Regions from separate parts of the Homo sapiens genome. Here region 1 is linked to region 2. A link is a loop called in an ENCODE intact Hi-C map of the cell type or tissue named here. Cell type or tissue: CD14-positive monocyte. All regions are shown on one strand. Region 1 overlaps PALLD (palladin, cytoskeletal associated protein). Region 2 overlaps DDX60L (DExD/H-box 60 like).

What was found. A loop is a pair of places that touch in the nucleus more often than their neighbours do. Peaks named below come from ENCODE experiments on the same cell type or tissue, not always from the same donor. Only the 100,000 strongest peaks of a DNase experiment are listed, where the experiment ranks them.
Region 1: a loop joins it to region 2, with 6 times the contacts of the local background. A loop is called at or near these places in 2 of 110 quality-filtered maps.

The regions. Positions count from the first base shown.
Region 1 is chr4:168,508,931-168,511,430 of GRCh38, forward strand. It overlaps PALLD (palladin, cytoskeletal associated protein), which reads left to right. Exons shown (of 22, transcript NM_001166108.2): 2 at 2,493-2,500. All of the region lies in intron 1 of LOC107986198 (a long non-coding RNA gene), which reads right to left. Among named protein-coding and RNA genes, the nearest start is that of PALLD, 13 kb to the left of the region's middle. In CD14-positive monocyte, no CTCF peak of the experiment used is centred here; a DNase peak (open chromatin) is centred at 1,041; H3K27ac peaks cover 1,517 bases.
Region 2 is chr4:168,449,030-168,451,529 of GRCh38, forward strand. All of the region lies in intron 8 of DDX60L (DExD/H-box 60 like), which reads right to left. Among named protein-coding and RNA genes, the nearest start is that of DDX60L, 30 kb to the right of the region's middle. In CD14-positive monocyte, no CTCF peak of the experiment used is centred here; DNase peaks (open chromatin) are centred at 872 and 1,272; H3K27ac peaks cover 1,716 bases.

The sequences.
Region 1 (2,500 bases), 60 kb after region 2:
TCATTACTGAGAGAAACCAGGCTGCCTTGGTAGGACAAACTATAAAACGTTTTGCAATATACAAAATGGTACTGGGTGTCCTTGCAATAGACACCCAGTACCATTGCTGGATTGGCTCTGGTGGACGTTCCAGGGTCATCTAATTCCACAGGGGTCTATGCCTTTTATTGTCTTTACAATTTTACAACTCTGTAAGTTGGAAAAATCTAAAAACAATGCAAATTATACTGGTGCATAGATATACAAATGATTTTTTTTCTAGTAGAAATGCTATAGTTTTCCACTCTTATGATTCCAAACATTGTATTTTATTGCTCTATAGATATTAACCAGTTTCAAATCTATTACCAACTTCATATCAGCATGCCTGATTGCCTACATGTGTCTCATCTTCAGCGTCTCCTTTGAAATAATTGTAATATATTACTGATTTTTTCAATTGTTAAATAAAAGCTCAAATACATGTTATTTGATTTTTATATATTACTATACCTTTGCCTTTTCAAAATCATACTTTAACTGCCTGTTTCTCATGAAGAAAATACATTCAAGTATTAAAAATACACTGAATATAATTGTTCCTCATATACGAGCCATATCTGAATAACTGGAGACCAGTCAGGATGTTTCTATCCTGCAGCACAGACTGGACAAAGGAATTAGAGTGATATTTGGGTTAGTAAAGTCAGGGAGAATGATGACACCCTCTGAAGGATTAAGGATTTACTTGAAGAAGAGTGCGAAATATGGTTCAGTAGATAGAGTAGGGCTAGCATGTGGTGAATCTAATAATTCAGGCACAAAAAAAGTAACTATCTTTCTAAGAAGACATGTAAGACAAAAGTACAGTATTCCACTTAAGAAGATGGGGTATGTTAACATTGAGTTTCAGGATCTCTGATTAACTACCCTCTGTTAAACAGCAGGTCTATGACTCACTGCATCCAGTGAAGCAGTAGGCTCTTGAGCTGGATTTCTACAACCCCCTCGACTCTTGCATAATGTATTTTGAAATTAGAGATTTTCTTAGATGGGAAGATACTTCTACGCAAGCAACTCAATTCAGTCCTCTGAAGACACACCATTTCTGGGGAATGTCCCACCAAGTTTACTCCTGACTGACACAAGGTAGAAAGTTGAGGTTCACCACATCCAGGAAGCTTCCATTATTCACTCCTAGACTCAGTCTTGTGGCAGACATCACCGCTGATGTTTTCTAGATCGTCCCTCTCAGTACTCTATGAACAATATATAGCAAAAGAATGGCACACTTAGAGTAACAAGGAGTCATTGCTTCACAATATAAAGTTCAAAATGTCAGTGGAATTTAAAGCTGTAATAGCTTACAGATAATGAAATACCTTTTATTTAATTCTGCTGATATTCCCATGTAAGTGTTCTATGCCAGGCCTCTAGTTATCTCATGCCCTTTAAGATTAGATTAGACTCTCATAGCCCCCAGGTTTTTCTCACTTTCCTTAAAAGCCTTATCAAAATTTTATATTATTAACATATTATTTGTTTAATATCTTCTCTATCTCCTCCACTTTACTACCTCCCATGACTTTTAACTCCTTGAACATGATAACTGTGCTGTAAGTCTGGATGAAGGGTCAGCAAATTTCAGCCCCTGAGCCAAATCCATCCCAACCCTTTTTGTATGCCCTGCAAACTAAGAATGTTTTTCTCATTTTAAAACTATTGTTTAAAAATTAAATATCAAAATAATAATAGTTTTAACACATTAAAATGATATAAAATTCAAATATGAGTGTCCATAAAGTTTTATTGGCACACAGTCATGCTCATTCATTTCCATCATCTTTGGCTGGTTTCATGCTCATGCAGAGTTGAGTAATTATAATAGAGGCTGAACAGCTCACAAAGTCAAGAGTATCTACCATCTGGCCCTTTCCAGAAAAGTTTGCCCATCCCTGGCATACAGCACAGCTGTACTTCCAGCACCTGAAATTTAATAAGTGATTATTACCATCTGTTGGACTGTTGAGTGAATGAATATGAATGCACATAACTGGAGACAATAAAGTTTCAAAGATTTCACTGAAAACTATAAATAAATGAAAATTGGAATCCTTAAAATGCATTTTGTGGTTTAGGGTTGGATAATCAGAGTCAGATTTACTAAAAATATCAATATTCTATTGATCTCATTACATTAATCAATTAGAGTTTGAGTAAGGTGGGCGGGGGGCTGACTGTGAGCCCTATCCTACTAATAGTGCCTACTGCACACATCATCTTTTTGAATGATTTAATACTGCCTAGTGAGATATTTGATAGCACTCACAGGGCATGTATTAAAATCATAAAATGATCAACACAAGTATACTTGATATTTCTTCCAACTTGTAAAATAAAGAAAACTTATATTCATTCACTTTAATGTTTCTCCCAATTTGTGACTTACAAGTTTTATGATTAAAATGGGGAAAAAATCATTGCTACTAATGACATTCTATGCTGTCTTTCAGAACACAGT
Region 2 (2,500 bases):
ATGTGGTACTAAAACTATAGATGACAATACTAACACCTTTGTCATGCAGGTCCTGGGATCCCAGCCAGGCCTGCATGAGTACATTTAGACAGTTGCAAACTGGTTCCATTCCTCTCACTTTGGGGTCAACACCTACCCCCACTACACCCCTGGTGAGCAGGAAGAAGTTAGAGCGGTCTTTGCCCTTTTTCCATCTTCTTTAGCCAAGACCTTAAGATTAAGAGGCACATATACACCATGGAATACTATGCAGCCATAAAAAATGATGAGTTCATGTCCTTTGTAGGGACATGGATGAAATTGGAAACCATCATTCTCAGTAAACTATCGCAAGATCAAAAAACCAAACACCGCATATTCTCACTCATAGGTGGGAATTGAACAATGAGATCACATGGACACAGGAAGGGGAATATCACACTCTGGGGACTGTGGTGGGGTCGGGGGAGGGGGGAGGGATAGCATTGGGAGATATACCTAATGCTAGATGACACGTTAGTGGGTGCAGCGCACCAGCATGGCACATGTATACATATGTAACTAACCTGCACAATGTGCACATGTACCCTAAAACTTAGAGTATAATAAAAAAAAAAAAACATTAAAACAAAAAAAAAAAATGCAAAAAAAAAAAAAGAAAAAAGAAAAAAATTACTAAATGATGTGCTTGACTAAGAAAGAGGCTGAAACTGAAAAGAGTAGGCTGCAAGAAGCAATGGTGAAAAAATAAAATAATGAAAATAGAATAAAAATAAAATAAACATGTGGGTAAAAATAAAAAAAAAAAAAAAAAAGAGGTTATAAAACCCAGAAGTAGGGATTGAAACCACCATTGCAAAATTATGACTGAAACGGTGAAAGAGATCTGACTTAACTAACTCCACCTTGCTTCTAACCTCCAAGCTGTTCTTGTTTGTTCCTGGGTGTAGGCTGAACTAACTTTGGAAGGAACTTTGTTTACAGTTTATAGTTTGAAACAAAGATGATAACAGCCCTTTCTCAAAACAAACCCCCTTCATTCCTGGGGACTCGGCGGCCCATGGAGGACTAACAAATTAGTCAAAAGATTAGAAATTATGGCTTAGGAGTCATGCAGCTGGAGGCTACAAGATTCTGACCCTCCCCAGTATTGCTCCTGGGGATAAAACCACTATTGTAAAACCTAAGCCAGTACTTGAGATATTTTGCAGACCTTGCACGTGATGGATCAGCTGACATCAGCCAGCTCTATAAACTGGCTCATCTGATCTTGTGGTCCCCATCCAGGAACTGACTCAGTGCAAGAAGACAGCTTCAACGCCCTATGATTTCATCTCTGACCTGACCAATCAGCATTCTTGGCTCACTGGCTTCCCCCTACCCACCAAGTTGTCCTTAAAAACTCTGATCTCCAAATGCTCAGGGGAGACTGAATTGAATAATAATAAAACTCTGGTCTCCCTCAAAAAAAAAAAAAAAGATTACAGATGAACTAAGACCAACTCCAAGGAAAGAGTTGCCTCCACTACCTTTATTTTATACCCATCCACTCACTATTGTTGAATATTCCATAGATTTTGTACCCCATCACTCTACCAAAACAGCTCTTAATAATAATTAGCCTTGGCTAGGTACCATGGCTTATGCCTATAATCCCAACACTTTGTGAGGCTGAGGCAGGAGGATTGTTTGAGCCCAGGCATTCAAGACCAGCCTTGGCAACATGACCAGACCTTGCCTCTACAAAAAATAAAATTAGCCAGGCATGGTGGCGTATAGTCCCATCTATTAGAGAGGCTGAGGTGGGAGGATCACTTGAGCCTGGGAGGTCGAGGCTGCAGTGAGCTATGGTCATGCCACAGCACTCCAGCCTGGGCAACAGAGCAAGATCTTGTCTCAAAACAATAATAATAATGACAACAATAATAATTGGCCTTGACTTTCATGCAATTAAATTAAAGTCACTGAATTTTCTTGTCAACATCCTCATATTATCTGCAGAATTTGACACTAATAAACCATTTCCTTCTTTTTGAAATATGATTCATATGAACTCTAAGATATCATATTCTCCCAGATTTTCTACCATCTATCTTCACCACTCTTTTTCAGTGTCTTTTTCTAATTCTTAAGCTTCTACCTGACCACTAAATTCTGGAATATCTCTGGACCCTGAACCTAGATGTCCTCTCATTTTACCTAGAAAAACACATAACTGGTATGGTATTCAGAACCACTCATGGGCTGATGTGTCCCAAATTTTTATTCCCAGTCTAAAGAATACTTAAACTGCCTTTTACATATTTCCTTTGGAAGTCTCATTGCCACCACCTCAAACTCACTATTTCCCAAACTCATTGTTTTCCTCTTCAGAATGTTCTTCTTTCGGTGGCAGCATCCATACAGTTGGCCTAGCCAGAAACCTGAAAGTCATCATTGACTCTTCCTTCTCCCTTCTGCCTCATATCCTGTTCCTTAACCCTGTCAGTTTCAAAGCCTAAAGAACTCTTGTATCTTTGAC